2 separate regions of the Mus musculus genome follow, and region 2 is linked to region 1. The links are chromatin loops, found by intact Hi-C in ENCODE. Cell type or tissue: gastrocnemius. All regions are shown on one strand. Links, peaks and the distances in the headings refer to the core of each region. The heading gives the core; the rest is flanking DNA. Region 1 has its middle 28 kb from the start of Gm12724. Region 2 has its middle 38 kb from the start of Gm30126.

What was found. A loop is a pair of places that touch in the nucleus more often than their neighbours do. Peaks named below come from ENCODE experiments on the same cell type or tissue, not always from the same donor. Only the 100,000 strongest peaks of a DNase experiment are listed, where the experiment ranks them.
Region 2: it touches region 1 in a loop (2.0-fold over the local background); 3 of 42 quality-filtered maps call a loop at or near these places.

The regions. Positions count from the first base shown.
Region 1 is chr4:106,203,807-106,214,374 of GRCm38, reverse strand. No RefSeq gene overlaps it. Among named protein-coding and RNA genes, the nearest start is that of Gm12724, 28 kb to the left of the region's middle. In gastrocnemius, for the core only: a CTCF peak has its summit at 4,146 (motif pointing right); DNase peaks (open chromatin) are centred at 4,205 and 4,368.
Region 2 is chr4:106,156,467-106,167,034 of GRCm38, reverse strand. No RefSeq gene overlaps it. Among named protein-coding and RNA genes, the nearest start is that of Gm30126, 38 kb to the right of the region's middle. In gastrocnemius, for the core only: a CTCF peak has its summit at 5,234 (motif pointing right); no DNase peak of the experiment used is centred there; H3K27ac peaks cover 1,427 bases.

The sequences.
Region 1 (10,568 bases), core at 3,145-5,644:
AAGTCACCCCCTCTCTTTGGCTCTAGTTTTTGTTCTCAGATTAAGAAGAGGGATCTGAGACTTTATTTTGCCCAAAGAATTCCAGTTTAGGCAAGACCCAGGTTCATCCCACGTTCCACATGAGTCTCCAAAGGGGACCTGAGTTTCCAGGGCCTTTCTGACTCCTTCCAAAGAGCGTTTGTGTTTCTTCTCTTTGCATCAGCTGGAGCAGTTCCCAGCAAAGGGACCTGGAAGGCTCTTCCTGCAGATGCTCAGGTCCTGTGTTAATCTCTTTTTGATGGCCTTTATCTGCAGGTGGACTCCCTGATGTACTCAGTGCCGGAGGGAGGAGCTAATCCTTTGCTGTGGGACCTTGGGGACCAATCACTCACTTCTAGAAGTCTCTCCTTTGGGGCCGGAAGCCTGGCAGTGAGGGAGAAAGGCCTGAGCCGAGTGGGGAGGTAAGGATGGCTAGGATGCCTGGGCTGGGTTAGATGGTTGAGTCTATTTAATATTTTGAAATCCCATTCTGCCAGTTGATGTCACATGGCTGGCACATGGGAAATCTACCTGACAGTCCTCCCTTCCACCATTTTCTCACTTTGTTACAAGGTAAATCAGGGTCCCTCTAGGGGTCCTTAGTCTCATTAATAAAAGCATTTAAGAATGGACTCAGAAGAAAGCTCAAGGGCAATTACTTTAGAGTTTAAAAGAAAACCCCAAAGCAGGCAGGCTGTAAATCTCAGCAGCTCCCTAGAGGAGGAAGATAGAGTTAAGAAAGAGAGAAAGCCATGCCATTTGAATTAGAAATACAGGTCAGCCAAGTGGCAAAGTCACAGAGTGGGGAAGAGAGCTTTAAAGAGAGAATGAAAAAGCCAAGAGTACCAGAAAAAGCATGCGCTCCAACCAGCATCTAAAAGGAAGATGGAAGAGAGAAAAAGAAGAGGCTAAGCTTCTCTAAGTTGAAGCTCACAGAGGCAAAAAAAAACAAAAAAAAACAAAAAACTATCACGGCTTTATAGCATCCCTGTAGATACTGTGCACATGACAAGAATTCAGGGAAGTACGTTATCTCATTACAGGGATAATTATTCCTTACCCCCTTTTTAGTATGGCTTAAGGTGAACCCAATTCCTGAGGGGTGGTCCTGCCTTCCCGAAAGGATTCTCCTTTAGCCAGTTGATTTATCTGCCCAACTGGACTGTTAGGTCTTCACCTAGGCCAGAGACTCCATTATTTTGATGGGAGATAATGATTCAGAGTTGTACTGTAGCAGGCCATCGTGGGTCTGCTCAAACAAGAGCACCCACAACTACCCCCACTCTCCTTTGACTCATTGTAACAGGCTCTCCACAGCCTTGGCATCACACTGTTTCTATCCTTTATCTGGTGTCAGACATCCAACGAGCCAATACAAGCTCAAAAGAGGGGGACAGACCCCACTTGAGAAAATCCCAATGTATCCCAGGAACTCCTCACCTCTTTATGACCAATCTTCCTCTCCATTGATTCTTACCCATACAATGAGCTACTGAAGTCCTGGGGACAAGATTCTGAGAAGTCTCTCCCCTCCTCTTAAGCATGGTGACAAGGAAACAGAAGCACTAAGCGGAGATTTCCTTCAGGTCACTTCTATGCATTTAGAAAAATGGCTGGCCTTAACAAAAGCTCAATGAATGTTAGCTTCTCTTAGTGTTATTGTCTAGGTGAGGGAAAGAAGATCTTGCCGAAGTTAAATTGGGCCAGAAAAGCCAAAGAACTGCTGGGAAGCAGAGATGCAACAATACCTCTTTTCATTAGCTAGAGAATTCATTAACTGTTTTTGTAGATGGAAACATCTGGGCTCACAGCGGCCAGGCAGAGTTAGGAGAGTACCCAAGTAGAGACTGTGTGTCAGGTATCACTCTAGGGTCCACCGTGGGGGATAAGCAAGGTTTACAGTACATCTTGCTTTACTTTTATATGCATTTGTTGCTTGTTTGTCCTGTGCTGGACCACTGGCCCAGTCAGTGGACCAATTCCTCCCCCACCCCAAGCTCCACATCCTAAAGCCACTAGCATCACAGGCTGTAGGGAAGGACATGTTTGCCAGTACAGGATTCTCTGAGTGATGCAGGTTCATCTTAAATGTCCGAATTTCCCCTGAGAGGTGACAGATGACAAACCTGTCACCGTAGGCCATTGCTGAACCCCTGGAGATCTTTCTCCCATATGCCTCTCACATTCACTGCTGCTGGACTGAGCCACTGACATCTCTTGGATTTCTTCATAAATTTCAGCTATGTAGGTTAGCCTTGAACTCACCATGCCCCTTCTTCAGCTTCCTGAGTGCTGGGATTACAGGCTTACATTACTATACCTGGGTTCAGGTTGGCATTCTCATCTCTCTAATCTCTGTTCCATATGATAACAGATGGATTTTCTAAATGTACACTGGATTGCTATCCCTGTGTGCAAAACCCTGCCAAGACTTTCCTTATCTTTAGCCAGAGAGCCCTGCCCTGGGAGCACAGGGGCCTTTGCAATCTGCATCTACCTGCCAGGTCTCCCCTGCCTCTCTCAGCCTTTTCATCAGCCACATGGGATGTCTCAGGGTTTTATTCAAGGTCTCTGTCTGGAAGATTGTTCACTTTGCAGGTCCCCTCTGGGAGGTCGTCTGTGACCCCACAGGGTTAGACTTTCATCCTTTGCAGATTCTGTCCTGGACCTCCTGCATCTCTCATTATAAGGGGCCCATGCTGTTATAATGGATCATTGACTTGGATGGTCTTGGTAAGATTTAAACATGAAACCATTTTCTTTTCCATTTAATCATTAGCTTCACGTGTGTGGGATGCAGTGTTCTTTTATGGCAGATCTGAACATTTTCTGGCCAGTTGGTCTTTCAAAAACCTGAATCTTGATTCTAATTTGAAATGTGTTTTACTTCCCAGTCTGGGTGAGGCTTTAGGAATGTGGAGAAATGTCTGTCCTGCCTCTATCCTGTGCTCTTTGGTTTCCTGCATCTGCATCTTTGATATTTCTGGAAGCCCAGATGTGAGAAGAGGCATGAGTACATACTATGTGCTAGACATGTTTTTTAAATGAATGAATGAAGGACAAAGGCTTAGGAATTGAATTCCAGCTTTATGGATCATGATTAGTTACATCTCAGGACCTCAGGCAAGCCCCTTCCTTCCTTCCTTCCTTCCTTCCTTCCTTCCTTCCTTCCTTCCTTCCTCCCTCCCTCCCTCCCTCCCTCCCTCCCTTCTCCTCCTCTTCCTCTTCCTCCTCCTCCTCCTCTTTCTCCTCCTCCTCCTCTTCTTCCTCCTCCTCCTCCTTCTCCTCTTCCTTCTCCTCCTCTTCTTCTTCCTCCTCCTTCTTTTTTGTCTAAGCCTCAGTTTCCCTAGCTTTGATTGGCCATCACTACCTGGCACTTTGTAATAAAGAGCCAATAGAAAATAATTGAAAATGTTAGGTTCAGACATCAGCATATCATTGAGTCTATGATGGCTGCACCTTCAATATCAGTTCTTTCTTCTATATGGAGGAGGTAACCCACACCCTCTAGAGCTGAGTTCCATATATGTTGACCACAGCCTAATAATTTTGTTTCCTTATTGGCAGTCAGTGCTCTTAACTTAAGAGTGTTGAGCCATCTCTTCAGCCTCCGCCCCCAATTTTTTAATTTTTTAAAATAAAATTTAAACTTTTTATTGATTCTTTGTGAATTTCACACCATGCTCCCCAGTCCCACTTATCTCTCCATCCCTTTGTATCGACCCTCTGCCCTTACTAAAAGAAACAACAAAAAGCAAACAAAACAAATAAACAAACAGACAACAAGAACAACAAGTCTTGTCGTAGAAGCTGTAGGGTGTCCCACAGTATACCATTTTGTCCACGCTTCTTTACCTGCAAATGTTCATTGCCTTGAGTCATTGATCTGGTTCGAGCTGGCTTCTGCTACACTATCAGTTCTGGGTCCTCATTGGGACTCCTATCAGATATCCTGTTATCTCCCTGTGTCATGGAGATCCTGAAGTTTTGGATCTACAGAATGGGCCCTTTCATGAACGCCAGCAGTTCATAGATGGGGTAGATGTTGGGGTGGGTCAATTCAAAGCCCTGGATTTAGGCCTGGGTGGTAGCTGGTTGGTCAGCCCACCAACTCTTCTGAACCCTCACCACCCACTAGGGGGAGCTCTCCAGCACTGCCCTGGCAAGCTCAACCAATGCATAGCTGGCCAGGGGTAAGGCCAGCTCTCCTGATGTCATGCTCTCAGGTTGGCTCACCCATGCCTTTGCCACCATGGCTAGCTCTATTGTGCTACTCAGGAGTGGGGCCCACTCTCAGGAGTGCTGTAGCCAGTGAGGCACAAGGCCAGCTCTGAACTGCCCTTGGATATGAACATGGTGCCAGGAATCAGCCCAGACCAGGGATGACCGCATGGCTTTTGATGGTAATATGAGCCACATGCATTGCCGACACAGACCCCTGCTGCTGCATGGCCACCAGACCCAGACATGGCGCTCAGCAGTGTCCCTGGCTGGGACTTCGTCATGGCCTGAGATAGCAGCGCAGACTACTCACATCAGACCGTTCCTCACCACTCTCAAGTGTCAGATTCTGCCTCTCTTCATAGTGCTCAAACCGGTCTGCTCTTTCTCTTCCGTCACTCCACCACATCCTTGAACATTGTCGTGGCTCCCCCTGTGGGCGGGCCACGTGCCTGTCGGCTCACCACGTGGAGGTGGGTGGGCCTATTGAATTTTTTTTTTTTTTTTTTTTTTTATAAACAGAGTCAGAGTAAGGTATTTTACTGAGAGAAGTGTCACTTCTACTCTTGGTAAACAAGATGATGATAATTGTGGCTTTGGACCGGAGCTAGCAGTACACATTTTTTCCTTTGTTGGAGAGGTAGTCATGACACTGATTTTAGATATATCCTTGTCGGGGCCTTCGAGAAGGCACAGGTGGCTACAGAGTCCTAAAGTGTGGATGTAAATTAGAAGATACAACTGATGGCTTTTACTTGAAAGGAGCATAAATATATGGGGTAAGATCTATCTCCAGTACTTACTGCTGTGTGACTTCAGGTAAGTCACACTTAAACATCTTTGTTCCTCTGTTTCCTTACCTGCAAATCAGAGGTATAGAAATGGCACCAGTTTCATAGAAAAGGACTAAAGAAATAATAAATTATTTTACGTTAATTATATCTGTATTCCAAGCCAGCCTCTGCTGTAAGTACTCAACAAATATTAGCTAGTACTATGATGGGAAACAGAACACAGAAGTCACATTGATTTAAAAGATAAAGTGTTGATATACATGCTGAAGTGAACGTTAGGCTGTAATTTTACAACTGACTGGCTTTGCCCGTTCATTCTCTGTAAAAAGGGGCTCTGAAAAAAAATTGGCACACAGAGAGTCCAAAGTACATGGTCCCTGTCATCATCATCATTGTTAACACCAGCCTAAGGTGTGCAATCCTTGTCACACTCCAGAAGTTGCTCACTGTCCTAATGAGCTGCTGCTATTTTCGCCGCCACCGGCAGGGCACGCTTGCATTTTCTTGACTAGCAAGGCCTTTTGAAGTTGTTCTTAAGGTGTAGGAGAAAAATCTGACATGACCTTTTTTATAATACTTGGAAGTTAAAAATGGACTTATGAATGGCTTGCGGTGGTTTCTAAAACGTTATTTTTGCTCTGAAATAGTAAGCTTCTGTGAATTTGTTGAGTATATGTGTCTGAAAATAATGCCACGGGTCCTCCTAGCCATCAGTCAGAATATGTTTTCTTTCTTTTGTGGGGAAGTGGCTGTGGAGACAGGGTTTCTCTGTGTATGCCTGGCAGTCCTGGAACTCACTCTGCTGGCCAGACTGGCCTTGAACTCACAGAGATCCGACTTCCGATCTGTCTCCGGGATGCTGGAATTAAAGACTTGCACCACTGCCACCTGACTTTTTTTTTTTTTAATTGTTTTTATTTTGTGTGCATTAGTGTTTTGCCTGCATGTATGTCTGTGTGAGAGTGTCAGAACGAAGGCTGGGAACTGGAGTTACAGAGAGGTGTGATCTGTCATGTGGGTGCTGGAAATTGAACCTGGATTCTCTAGAAGAACAGCCAGTGCTCTCAATCGCTGAGCTATCTCTCCAGTCTCCATACTATATTTCCTGTTTGTAAACTTGTCAGTGTTAGGGAACAGCAGTGCTCTGTATTTTTGTTTGCTTGTTTGTTTGTTTGGTTGGTTGGTTTTGGTTTTTTGAGACAGGGTTTTTCTGTGTAGCCCTGGCTGTCCTGGAACTCACTTTGTAGACCAGGCTGGCCTTGGACTCAGAAATTCGCCTGCCTCTGCCTCCCAAGTGCTGGGATTAAAGGCGTGAGCCACCACGCCCAGCTCTGTATTGACTAAGGGCTGGTGAGATGGGTGTTGGCTCAGAGCTGAGCTGGGTCTGGTCTCAGAGAGTGGAAGTGTACATGATTTCACTCAGTGCAGAACATGTACACATGCCTTCAATCCCAGGGCTTGGGAAGCAGGCAGGTGGATCTTTGTGAGTTCAAGGCCAGCCTTGGCCTTGGCTTGGCCAGCCAGTTCAAGGCTGGGTCTACATAGGATAGCCAGGGCTATGTAGGAGGACCCTGTCTCAAAAAACCAAATATTACAAATATTAAAATAAAAAGTATGGAACATGTGATTTATGGTTTATAATCCCTCATGCTGGTTTTCATTTTTTTATTTTTCTAAATTTTTTATTGATTCTTTGTGAGTCTCATGTCATGCACACTGGTCTCATTCATCTCCTCAGCCCCTCATATCTACCCTTTGTCCTTGTAAACTACACACACACACACACACACACACACACACAACCCAAAACAAAAAACAAAAAAAACTTATTGTGGAAGCTGTAGTATGTCACTATGTCCCACATTATATCCCTCTGTCCACACATCTTCACTTGAGAATGTTCATTGATATGAGTCATTGGCCTGGTTTGAGGTCTCTGGCTTCTGTGACACAATCAACATTGGATCTTCACTCGGACTCCTCCTGGCTATCCTGTTGTGCTGTGTCATGTAGAACCTGCAGCTTTGGATCAGCAAGACTATCACCTTCACATGTTCCCAAGGGTTAACAGATGATGTAGATTTTGGGGTGGGCCAATTCAAAGTCCTGGATCTGGGCCTGGTTGGTAGCTGAGCTGGTCAGCCCCACTGGCTCTCTCTTATCTGCACTTCCAGGGTGGATGTTTTCCAGCATTGCTCCAGTTAGCCATCCAAAGCGCCATCAGCAGGAGGCAGGGTAAGCTCTGAACCGCCCACCAGCACCCACACCTCCAGAGCCATCTCCACTGTGCTGTCCAGGCAAGGTGCAGGCCCCATCCTCCTGAGTGCTGTGGCCTGTAAAGGGCTGGGCCCGCTCACCCGCTCTCACACCCTCAGGGCTGGCTTACTGTGTCTTCACTATCAGGGCTCCCACCTCCAACCCGGTGAGGTACAGGGCCTGCCCTCCTAGTGCTTCAGCTGAGGGGCAGGACAAACTCTTCATCTCTCATGACTCCAGCGCCAGCTCTGTCAGCTACTGCAGGCTGTGAGGAGGGGAGGGAGAGGGCATCACCCCTGCATCTAGTCTGCTTCATACCAGATGAGCTCTCTTAAGCTATCACCTTTGGGGCTGACTCATCTGCTCCCCCTTGGCCCAGATGTGTAGCCCAGATGAAGTGTAGGGCCTGCTGTCTGGAGTGCTGTAGCTGGTGACAGATGGACGGAGCTCTCATGACCCTCGGGCCAGTTTTCCTGACTGCTTCACATGTTGAGGGGGTGAGGGTGTAGAGGGCATCACCCTCCCTCCCCCAGCCCAGACGACCTCACAGCAGAGGGGTGGCAGGGCCAGTTCTCCCACGCTTTTGCCCTTGGGCTGGCTTACCTGCATCTCCTTGATTAGGGCCAACCCTACGGTGTTGCCCAGGTGAGGTACAGGGTCGGCTCTCCAGAATGCTGCAGCTGGTGAAAGGCAGGGCTAGTCCCCCTGAACTCATGGCTCTGTGGGAGGCATTTTTGACTGCAGGAGGTGGGGTGGGGGTGGGGTATCACCTCTGCACTTACACCATCCCACGCTCATGTGGTTCAACTCTCCCATACTTAAGCCCTTGGGGCCTGCTCACCCATACCCCTGCCAGCAGGATCAGATTGGCAGCTTCCTGAGCCAGGCGGCTCTCCTGAATGCTGCCACCTGGTGAGAGATGAGGCAAGCTCTCCAGAACACATCATCCAGTGAGGGGAGGGGCCTGTTATGCATAGCCCTGGACATCCAAGTTGTGGGTGGCTGCTGCCCTGACCAGGGACAGGATCCCCATGTACTCTAGTGGTAATACCAGCTACAAACATTGACACGGACCTCTGCCAGTGTATAGCCAAAGACTCAGACATGGCCCTCAGTGTCAGCTCAGGCTGGGGACTTCACCATGGCCCCAGTTGACAGGGCGGGCTACTCACAATAGCTCCTCCTCTCCAGCCTCAGTCTCCAGTTCCATCTCTCTGAATAGGTAGGGCACAAGCTGCCCAATTTCGCTTTCTATCTGACCACTAAATGCTCGTACATTGTGCTGGCTCCTACTGCAGGCTGGCCACGGGGTGGGGGGGGTCCCTGGGTGACATCTATCTGTGCTGTGTGACATGGTAGCAAGCAGGTGTCTATGGCCCACCTGTGTGTGCTGGAGGGCACATGTGTGGATGACCTTGGAGGTCTCTGTCTGTCTTCCTCCTCCTACACTGCATTGCCTAGAGTTGATTTGGTTTGGTTTGATTTGATCTTTATGAGTCCTAGGCAGGCATCAGGCTAGGATGAACAAAGGACTGTCCTGACTGATCTAAGAACACCAACAGATAACTGTCCCTTTACCCACTGCTTACTGTTTTTTTTTTTTAAATATTTTTGTGAAAAATTCTCTTACAGAGACAAATAAATTTTGTGTGGAAAACTCTCCCTGTGGCCCTCAAACAACATCTGCACTGTCAGCATTTTCCTTGTGCGGTTCACCACTGGCCAGCTTCCCTGTTACCCAACCCAAGTCCATCTACCCTGTGTGCTCAATGCTTGGGAGCTGAGAAACAGCACGAAGAAAATAAAGTTTATTCAAGGTCTAGCACTTTGAGAAGGTGTGTGTGTGTGTGTGTGTGTGTGTGTGTGTGTGTGTGTGTGTGATTGTCTCCTGAGAAAAAGGCATCTTGGGAACTCAGGTACGCAAAGGGCTATTTTGGGGAAGGTACAGTTGGGTGATGGGGCAGGAAGGGTGGTGACGGGTGTGGTTTATATTATCTAGGCTTTGTGTCTTTGTCCCTCTCCTTTAATTGTTTCAGGTAGGGACATCATAACTGACCTTACCTTGCTAGAGCTAGCTCCTATATCTGTTGGGGATAGGGTCAGGCTGGCCGTAGACTCACCAATCCCTTGCTGCATCATTCCAAATGCTAGGATCACAGGCATGCACCGATACACCTAGTCCCTGTAATTCTTTAGATAAACGCACAGATTTTCTGCAAATTAGGCCTCCCAGCCACGTGCATGCTTTGTGTTAGTCTGTGCATAGGGACAGAATACGGGTTGGGTGTGTGTGAAATTTACACATTCTGATGCTGTCACAAGATGCTCTGAGTTTTATACATTTAAAGAAAGGTGATTTAGCAGTTGGTGTCTTAGCCATTGGTGCATGGGCTTTCCTTAGACTTGAGATACCGGGCAAAGACAGGCAAATGACAACTCAGGAAGGACCAGTTGCTTTAAAAGTACCCATTTTAATTTTGCTAAATATCTTAAAGCAAATTACAAGCATGTCATTATGCTCTAAATATTTATGTGTGCATTAAAAAGGCATAGGTGTATGGCTCAGTGCCATTATCACACCTAATAAAAATTATGATAAACTTATTGATGCTGTTCAACACCAACTTACCTTTATCATCTGAACAGTACCTTTTACAGCTGGCTTCTCAGGATTAGGATTCCAGCAACGGGAGAGAGGATAACTAAAGCTGTGACCAATCATGATGGATTGATGGAAGCAATGTTTTCAAACTATGAATACGTTTTTTCCATTTTGCTCTCTTCCTTTGGTGACCTTTGCTCTTGGTGGCTTGAGGTAGCCATCATCTGGAGGAGACCAGGGTTTATTACCAAAGGTAAGGTAAAAGAAAGACCAGGAAACAAATAGGAAGAAAACCCAACCGAATGCTCCTCAACCCAAGTCCCTTATAAGCCAGGTGCCACCTCTAAGGGTGTTTGGACTGGAGCTAATGGCCCATGGTTGTCCTTATCTGTTGGAGAGGTAGTCATGACACTGATTGCAGATTCGTCTTTGGCAGGGCCTTCAGGAAGGCAGAGGGTAGCCATGGTGTCCTGAACCATGGATGTACAGTAGATAGAAGGTGCCATCGATGGTTTCCATTTGAAGAAAGTGTGAACTTGTTATGGAGGAGATACATGGCCTGATCAGAGCTCTGGTCCTTACCTTTAGTTAGGTGCCTTCTGAAAGCAAAGAGCTTTCTTTGCCAGGACTAGACACGCAGAGAAAGAACGTGCTTCTCCCTCTGCCTGATGTTCCCG
Region 2 (10,568 bases), core at 4,278-6,777, 48 kb after region 1:
GGCATTCTCACAGGGAATCGGATCTTGCTATACATTGCCTGGCCTCAGTGACTTCCTGCAGCCTCAGTGCAAGACTCCAGGACACTGGTGACTCCCATGCTTTTCATGCTTTCAAACTGTCAGTGATGCTTCTACTGTCAGCTTGGGACACAGTATTGTCCCTTTTCAGTCATGGCTATAGCAGTCTCTGTGTGCTTTGGTGGCTGAATCTGAGATTGCTTGGCAGCAGGGAATTCCCACTTGGAAGCAATTTCAGTTAAGGCTCTTTCCTTTTAAATGAATTTGCATTTCTGAAACTTAGAGGCTTTAATGGGTGGGATCTTGCTCTCTGGGCATCTTTCCTATCACCCCAGGACAGAGAATGTGGTTTCTCTTTAGCGGTGCAAATCTTTTTAACAAGCACAGCAGCTTTCTCTGCACCAACTTTGTAACTTGAAACTGGCTGTGGTGGTTAGAATGAGAATGGCCCCCATACGCTTGTATATTTGAATGTTTGCTCTCCAGTTTGTGGAACTGTTTGTGAAGGATTAGGGGGTGTGGCCTTGTTGGAGGAGGTGTGTCACTGGGAGTGGGCTTTGAGGTTTCAAAAGCCCATGTTATTCCCTGTTAGCTCACTCTCTGTCTAATGCTTGTGGATTAGATGTAAGCTCTCCACTATTGCTCCAGCACCATGCCTGCCTGCCTGCTGCCATGATGATCATGGACTCTGACCCTCTGCAATTGTGCATCCCAGTAAACTCCTTCTTTTGTAAGTTGCCTTGGTCATGGTGTCTCTTAACAACAATAGAAAAGTAACTAAGACACGTGCTCATTCTTTTCTCTTTATCAAATTGCATATTTTTTTCATTTATTTCTGCTCTCTTTTATTGTAAATCTAAGAGCAGTAAGTACAAACCGTGCCATATCTTGGATATTGTGTAGTCATGAAATTTCCTCTGCTAAGCAATGTACGTCTCACTCAAGTCTTTCAGACATGAGAAAAATGCAACCAGTTTATTTTTCTTTTTGCCAGAATGCAACAGGATTACCCTCCAATCCAGTCCATGGCAGAATCCTTGTTCCTTTCCAAAGCCTGTGATCAGAGAAATGCCCTGGCGAGTTCAGAGCTGTGTTTTCTATGTGATTACATGTCCAGTTAAGTTGACAACGAATGTTTTCCATCACAGCACCCAATTATAGAATCGTGAATGTCTCTATAGAACTCTAGAATTGAAAACATAATTCCCCAATCTATCAGTCCTACCCGAAGCTTGCTTCCACTATTTGTCATACCACACGGGGAACAGTTCTTCCCAAGGAGCTGTAAGAGTGGAAGAGAAAGGAGGCCCCCTTTTGTGTTTTAAGGCCTGAAGAGCGGTCACCGAAACAGGGTGACAAAAATATCCATTTTAAATAGTTTCACATGACAAATTAGCACCTTTAATGCTCAAACTGTACTTCAATAGTGTTTTAGCTTCTCGACGTGCAAAACATATGACAGTTGAAATATTAGTATTGACAGAGAGTTTTACATTTCTGTGTATGTGCAAAATAATTAAAAGAGAAGCAAACATTACATCAGTTGAAAGTATTTGAGTTGGTTGAGTGATGCATAATGATATTTGTGTAATTGTTTAAAGACAATAAGTAGGTTTATAAAAACATTATTTCATGCCGTAGTACAGGTGCGGATGGAGACTGGTAATTTGACATAAACTCAAGAAATAGGGTAAATAATTTGTTCAGCCCGGTCAGTGCTTCCTGAGACTGTGTGGTTTCTGTGTAGCCACCTCTTCAGTTTTCTGCTTTTCATCAGTGAAGGGCAAGGCTGGGCATTGCAGATTCACCTCCACCAGCCTGTGCTGGTGACACCTTGTGTCTTCATCTGTAAATGTGGGGGTTCGGCTGGGACAGCCTGAAGTGTTGTGCCACATCAAGATGCACATGGCCCGTTTCCTAGAAAATAGATGCTAGAACTGAAATACAGAAGGCTTGAGCTGCTGCTGCTGCTGCCATGGTCTGGTACCCCGCTGACAATCACATATGTATCCAGGTAAGAGGCTCAGCCTGCCTTTGGTGAATGCAGCACACCTAGCCATATTCAGCCCTCAGGGGCGGGGGTGCAGTACTAGGGGGTCTTACAATTAAACCTAGCTCATAGCCTCATGGTCCATTGTATGGAAACCACGTGGTAATAGTTTCTCTGGGATTGGGTGGAGAAGCTGTGGGATTTCCTCTCCTGAGACCCATTAGGCATCTCTGTGGTTTTGTTGAAGAGGTGCCCACAAAGGCTTTGAAACTTAGAGAAGGACGCCGTCTTCTGAGGTTGAGTATGAGTGAAAATATTGTGGGTGCAGATACAATAGATCAAAAATAAGAGCCAGTTGGAAAAAGATCAATAAGTGAGAGGACATAAGTGGAATGTGAGCATTGCTCAGGAGAGATCCGCTCTGGATCTGTAAACCCAAATACCGCATATGCCCATCCCAGCAAGGATAGCTTCTGCTTGATGAGCACTTGTTCCCCACCACTGTGCTAAGGTCATCTGGGAAGCGGGAGCCTCACTTGAGGAATTGTGTCCATCAGATTGGCTGATAGACATGTCTGAGGGACCTTTTCTTAGTTAATGATGGATGTTGCGGGGCCTTGTCTACTGTGAGTAGCACCACTCCTACCTAGGTTGTCATGAGTGGTATAATAAAGCAAGATGAGGCAGCAAGGATGAGCAAGTCAGGCTCCCCCATGACCTCCGCTTCAGTTCCTGCTTCCAGGTTCCTGCCTTGAGTCCCTAGCTTGTACCTGGGTTTCCTTCATTGAAAGTCTGAAACCTGTAAGCCAAACTAAGCCTTGGTTTGGTCAGTGTGTTATAACAGGAACAGCAAGCAAGCTGGGACAATCGGGATCACTGTGTGGTGTTTTTTCATATGGTATCCACTTAATATTGCAAATATTCCAGTCAGTAGAGGACAACACTACTGTAAATCACAGAGAATGAACTGAGCTGAGGATTCAGGAAGATAGACAGATGCTTAGGGTCCACAGTGTGACTGCAGCTGTGTGTGACCTTGTGCCTCCATTCCTGATAACATGGGCACTGTCATGTAGTCATGGCCACCCATGCCCTGTTTTTACTGGAAATGAAACTAGCTGGCTTTGTAATGAGAAGTGGATGCTATGAATTGAACCGCATTTCTTCAAATCTAATTTCAATTGCTCATGAATTTCATGGTATTTGGAGGTAAGACTTGGAGAGGGTGACTAGGTTTAGATGTGGCCACAAGGGTGGAGGTGGGAGGCTATGATGACATTAGTGCCCTTATGAGAAGAGACATGAGAAACTCTCTACCAGCATCACGTTAGTCCTCAGTGAGAAGGCTGTGTACAACCAGGAAAAGAGCTCTCACTGGGGACTTGAGTCAGTCAGCACCTCGACCTTGAACCCCAATATCCCAAACTGCAAGAGATAAATTTGTACTGTGTAATCTATCAAGTCTATGGTATTTTTTTAAAGGCAGCCTGAGTAGACCAACCTCATTAGTGACAAGGCCTGTAGTGACTAAGGGACATTTCCTCTGGAGGGAAGACTGATGTTAGGGAGTGTTTGGATTCTATAGTGTCTGCTCTGTGCTCCACCAAGCATGGTTCTGGAGGCTGGCCAGAGGAGAAACAGCTTTTCAAGGCTCCTCAGCTGCCTAATCTCTACTGTTAATAAGTTAATAAGTTTAAGGGGAATATATCTACCTACCTTGGACTTACATAGTGAGATCTTGGCATCCCCCACCCCATTGGCTCATTTGCTGAGAGAATGGAAATCACTGCTCTAAGCCTTCTGATCTGCTTGTTTCCCCCCTTAGGATCCCAGCTGCTCTTAAGAGGAAGGGGAATTCGGGGTACTTATCCTTTGTCACGATTCATGTTAGTTACTTTTTTTCATCACCATGACAACACTGTCATGTTTTAGAGATGTATCTCGTATGCCTCTGCAGGTCATTCTTGAGTGAGATTGCTCCATCACCCACTAGCCAGTGAGCATGAGGTGAACTCCTGGGAGCTCCAGCCTGCTCTTGTCCTAGGGTCCACTAGATGGACAACAAATTTGTTTTCTCTGTCTTCACTGAGAATGAACTGTCCCAAAGGTTCCAACTTACTGCATTTTGACTTCTTAGGTTAGGCATTCTACAGCTCCATCCCTTCCTTATGTCACCTTTATCTGATCTGAATGTCTTCCCCAGAGGCTCTCGTCTGCCAACACTAAAGGGAGAAAAACAATCCTGTGTGTTGGCTTTGCTTGTTCCCTGCTAGTCAAGCACTTGCTTGGGCCCCACCCATCCCTTCATTCTGGCTCTGGCTTTTATCCCACCAATAGCAGATCTGATCTGTTTTTCAACTGTGGCAACTCTCCCCTAGTGTGTGAGAGATTTACTGGGTGACATCCACCTCCTGTCCACCTCATTCCTCTGAAGAATGTGGTTGTCATGAGTAAACAAGAATTGATATTTGTTTTCCCAGCTCATGAGACTTGGGGTAGCTGTACTTTCAGGGGACCCAGAGATGTTCTCAGAAGCCACAAATGGTCCATCACATTTTTGTCTCATGGCATGCACTGCACAGAAGCCTGGCATGGAACCAGACAGCGGAGACTCTAGCCCCACTACCCTGGACACCTGTATAAAGTTCAGCTTAAGAGAGTGACAGTTCTATGTCCTCCTGGCTCATCCCAGAGTGATGTTACTGCTGGAGAATCAATTGTAGTCCTGGGCCAAGGAACAGGGCAGGAGAGCAATTGTTGCTGTGACTGCCAGCAAAATCACAAAGGGGAACAAGGGATGTGGACGCTTTCTGAGTGCTTAACTCAGAATCTCACTCTGGTCACAATGTCAGAGTGAAGCCACAGATAGCCAATCTCTTGAAAGGAAGGAAACAGGGACCCTAAGAGTGAGGCCCATGTTTGAAAGTACACAGCTGGCAGAAACTGAGGTATGGATTAGTTCTGAACCTCACCTGTATCAGCTCACATTCCAGACCTGTACCTGGGAAGCAGGGGACTGATGCCAGAGAAATGAGCCAAACCCAAGCAGCAGGCCCAGCCATCTCAACTCCCTACATGACTCTGGGCCCATGGCTCCAGTTCTTGGATCCTGGTTGTTAATCTGTCAGAGTAATTGGAACTCCAGAGAATCTGGTGGAGCAGATTGAACATCTGTGGGGCAGGCTTTCTGGATAGAACAGAGAAGCTGCTCTTTCCTCTTCTCACCAACAGGAGGCAGCAGAGAGTAGCATATACCTGGCCTCGACTCTACACTTCAGCAAAGCTTGGTGCCTAACTATGCACCCGGTAGTGTTTTGTCAATTTGACACAAGGCCAGAACCATTTGGAAAGAAGGATCTTCCACTGAGAAAATCTACCCACCCAACTGGCCTGTGGGCAAGCCTGTGGAACATTTTCTTGGCCAATGATGGATGTGGGTGGGCCCAGCTTAGTAGGAGCAGCGCCATCTCTGGGTGAGTGGTCCTGGGTGCTATAAGAAAGCAGGCTGAACAAATAAGGAAGAGTAAGCCAATAGGAACGTTTCCTCCACGGCCTCTGCTTCAGTGCCTTACGCTGGCTTCCCTCGGTGATGGATTTGCGAGCTGTAAGACACAATGAACCCATTGCTTTTGGTCATGGTGTTTATCACAGCAGTGGAAAGAAACTTAATGGAGGTAGTCCACTTCTTCACTTTGATTTGTGTGAGCTCATTACTTTTGTGGGCCTTCTTTTCCTCATCCCCTTGGGGATAATAATCCCACCTCAGGAAAATTCCTCACAAGTCTTGTGGGATCTCAGATTTAAATCACATTGTATATTTATCTAAACTCGAGGCCATCTCTAGCCTGGTGTGTTTTATCTGAGTTTCCTTCAAAGCTGTTCTAGGCTCAGGCTACAAAGTAGCAGAATTACACGAAGAATAATATGCAATTTTGCTGGAAAGTTCTGAGAAAACACTTTAAAAAGATAACCCAAACCTCCCTAGAGCTGCAATTAGAGTGCCTTCCATTTGCTTTACTAATGGTTGCACCTCAGTGCGAAGGCTCTTCAGGCACAGAAAGCCCCATCCCCATGAAGGTCAACTTCATGGCATCCTTCGTCTTGACTGCATGATGGGCTCGTCGAGTACCTGTCACGTCACTTCCGTTGTGATGAGTGTTCATCAGGACTGGCTCTCCTACGAGCACAAAGAGACTCCAAGCTGTGTCTGGAGGTCCTGGAAAATCAGCTTTTGGGTCATAATGTGCATCTAATGTACTTTTATGCTGATGGTATTTGTCATGAAGGTGAGAGGCCGTGTATACAGAATCATTTCCAGGAATAGTGATTTAAGGACTGTACCATTAGAACCAAACTCTCCTAGCACGTTCTCCTCTGGCCCTGCTGGTCCTGCTCTCATCAGTAGCTCTGCACACCTCCTGCTCTGCTCTCAGTTCATCTTTCCGCATATGTTTCCTGCTGTTTTCTCTTGCCCACTTTCTCCCTCCCCACAGTTAGGCTCCTGCCTGCTCTTCCCAGCCCTGCTCCTCCACATTATCTCTGAGCAATCTCCTAGCTTGCTTGTTCACCCGTCTCCTCCTCTGCTCTGAATGCAGTCCCAGCTGCTTCCAGCCTCGCCCTCAGAGCCCACCCCAGGTCCCAAGCCCATTTCCTGGGACAGAGAGCTGCATGCATTTGAATCTTTGTTTCTACTTTTGCACCATATTGTAGTGTGGGACACACTGTATCACTTATTGCATTCAGTATGTGTTTAATTCCAACTGAATTCAGTAGATGATTAGGGAAACTTTCAAAGTCTAGGATTGGTGAGAATTTCTGCAGAGAAATGGTTTTCTGCTTGAAATTGGAAATGATTTCTTTATTAGAATTAAAAATGTTGGCTTCAGCCTGGAAGTCTAGATTGTTGATATACGTTTAGCCAAACTTATGCAGTGGAATATTATGCAATCATTTGGCTTGCTGTAGAAACACATTTATTGCTAAAAAAAAAAAAAAAGCACGCTCACAATTCATTGACAAGTTAAAAGAGAAGGCTATAAGGGCCGAGGAAATGGCTCAGCAGGTAAGAAGCACTTGCTGTGAAGCCCCACGACCTGAAATTCAATCCCTGGAACCCATGGTGGAAGACTAGAACTGAATTAGCCAAGTTATTCTCTGACCCCCACATGCACACAATGGCATGCATTTACTATGTCCTAACTTCCCCTTCCAACACAACACATACACACACAATAATTTAAAAAAGTTACAAGGCTGGAGAAAAGGCTCAGTGGTTAAAAGCCCTGACTGCTCTTTCAGAAGACCCAGTTTTTACTTCCAGCCCCCACACCTGGAGACTCAGGCAACTCCAATTCCTGGGACCCAACACTCCGGGATGGGAGGTGAGGTCTCTTTGGGCATCAGGCATGTAAGTGGTATGTGGAGAGTCCCTGAAAGCTTTACAGCTCCGAAGGAAACAATCTGCAAAAAGACAAGAATGAAACTGGGTTTCACCCGATTTTGGTACTGGCACTGGGCCAGGACTTCTAGAGTCTGATATCAACCATATTTAAGTACAGCACAACTTTGGCAAAAAGTTTTCAGATAACAGTGAACCCAGCTCTGTGAGTACAATGAAGCAGTACATCGAAGCATAAGACATGTTACACTGAAACTCTTTACAAAGTACCTAAGGCTTCCTCTGTAAGATGGGTTCTGTTGACTTAGTAACAATGCCCAAGGTAAGGGTCTAGGGAAAATGACGGAGGTAAACAATTCCTGTGGGAGCTGGGATTTGGCCTGGCCCTAGGATAAGGTAGAAGTCACTTAGGCTGTTGTACAAATGACATCTCTTACAAGAATGAGTTTTATGGCCTAGAAGTAATACTCAAAGTTTTAGGGAGAAAGGGTCTGGGATAAACTATAATTTCTGGAAGATACAGGCAGAGTCTGGTTCATTAGATAGCAACGGATCACCAGGTTGTAAACTACATCCATTCCCAGCATTCCAGGGGGAGGATGGGTTCAACATCTCTTTCCTTTGAAAGATGCCTTCGAGTTTAACATTCCTGGCTTCTCCAGTGCATAGCTGTGTGCGCAACACTTTTGGCTCTCTACAGTGGTGCACATCCATGCATGCAGGCAAAACACCCATACACATAAAAGAAAATTTAAGAGGAAGTTATTAAGTTGTATGTACCATCCATTCCTCCTAGTTGGGTGATGTATTGCTGAGTGCAGTGGTGACTGAATGTAGGTCAGTCCTCTTTCTCCCCTCAGGTACTTTGGAAGCATCCAGACACCTGGACCTAATGCAGACCCTAGAGATCCCTTTAGCACCAGGATGAGAATGCTATGGTCAACCCCTGGGACTCAAGAGCAAGGTAGGGTTGGAATTTTTCCCATGAGGTAACTAGAACACCCACATGGCCCATGAAAGTCTCAGTAGTTGGGCATCAGGGTGACAAAGCAGACTCATCCCAAGACATCAGGGAGCTCAAACAGTTGGTCATGAAGCAGTGGGAGACATGGGAGCTGGGTGGCTGGCCAGATGGGAGTACCATGAGGTGTGCAGTGTCTCAGCAAACACCATGTCCCGCAGAGAGTTGATTCAGGGGAGGCAAGAAGGAGATTCATTTCAACAAGATTCAATAGCCGGTATTGGTTTAAACTTTGAGAGTCTGACACTGGGTAGTTTATTTTCATCATATTTAAGCACAGCACAATTTGGAAAAAGTTTCCTATCGATAATGAACTCAATCCTATGTGTACAATAAAGCTTAAGACATGACTGCATCAAAACTCTTCGTAAAGTACACTGACATCTTCCATAAAGATTGGTTCTATAGTTGGCTCCATGTGACATTTTAAGGGTCTAGGGGAGAATCTGGTGTGGTCTCGGTCAGATAGATAGCACAAGGATCACCAGGCTATTTACCACCTCCACCCCCAGCCTTCTGGGCAGCAAACAGGTTATATCTCCCTCCCTTGGTGAGATAACACTGTGTGTTTAGCATCCCTGTTTTCCCTAGTGTTTATCTGTGAGGCAACACCCCGGAGGAGCAACCAAGAGGTGACAGGGTAGGCTGGAGCCGAGCAGTAACAGACACACAAGCTGGAGACACAGGCTCGGAATAATCAACTGTCACTGCTCTGGATGGGAGGTGTGTATTTCTAGTTTCTTCTTTATGGTTGCTTGGTGTTTTCTGATTTCCCCAAAAGAAACATGTGCTGCTCTTATAGTAAGAACAAAACCCAATAAAAGACATCTTTCAAAAATTCAATTTACAACACATAAGTTGCCTGGGAGCACACTTAGGAGAACAGCCCATTTTCAACTAAAAGGCTATCAAAGTACAAACCGTTACAGCAGATTGGGTACGGCCTTTGGACCCTGGCTTAGTCCCTGTGTCAGCTTGCTCTGTACCCCGTGTAGTGGCTGCTGACCTCACAGACTTCTTCCCACACCATCTTACTACCCAACATCACAAGCTCCTTCACTGGTGATCAACGGGTGACCCTTTTTTGTTTCCTGCGTTTGGCCTGACCAGCAGAGAGAGTGAAGGGTGTTGGGAGGCTGGAGAGAGTCATGTGGCCATGATCTTGGTGTTCACTGTGGAGTCCTGGCGAGCCCCTCCATACTGACATCCTCCAGGTTCTGACATGGCCCTGACAAAGCAGGTTCTAGGATAGAGAACCTTCTTCACCTGGCCCAGAAGCCCAGATATTATTCTCTTCTCTGTTTCTTGCTTGCCTAACCCTTGATTCATCTGGTACCATCTCCCCTCCTAGTTCCTGCTTGGCAACATTGGTGTTTTTGTTTCCAGCATGCTGAGCTCACTTCTACCCCTGGGTCATTCATTTGATATTTTCACTGCAAGCGTCTTGTCCTGGTCTCTTTTCTGGGGTGTGTATGGGGTGTTGGATATTTCTTCTCCATTGTTAAGCCTCAACTGAAACTCCTCTCCTGGATAGATGCCTGTCCTGGGCACTAGCAGGCATTTTCTCCATGCTGCTCTGGACTAGGGACAGCAATGATAGTGACACAGACTGTTGCAGCTCCATTCAGACAGACCATGCACCCCAGGGTAAAATTTAATATCCCTCACTCTGATTGGCTCACACGTCTTTTCTGCTTCACAGTTGATCACCATCTGGGATTAACTTTTCCATTTACTAACAGGAGGGAGGGAATCTGGAACAATATCTGCCTTATATTTCTGTATCTGGTACAGTGCCTGGAACATAGTAGGCCCTCAATATATTTTTGCTGAATAGATGATGAGTAATGAATGAATCCATTTTGGAGGCAAGGAATGTGGGTCTGGTCCAAGCATGCTCCTTAATACCCATGTAAATGCAGGCAAATCCTTTAACATTCTAACTCTTAATGGGATCACTGGTAAAATGAAGATCGAAAATCCACCCCTGAGGACTGTGAGGAGGTGGCTCTAAGGTGCCCAGGCAGGAGGTAGGCTCAGAATAAGCTCCTTCTGCTTGTCCCCTTAGCATGCTTTCCCCAGCAGGGACAGGCATCTTCTGCCCATGTCATCACCATGCCCCATCCCTGCTCCCTTGCCTC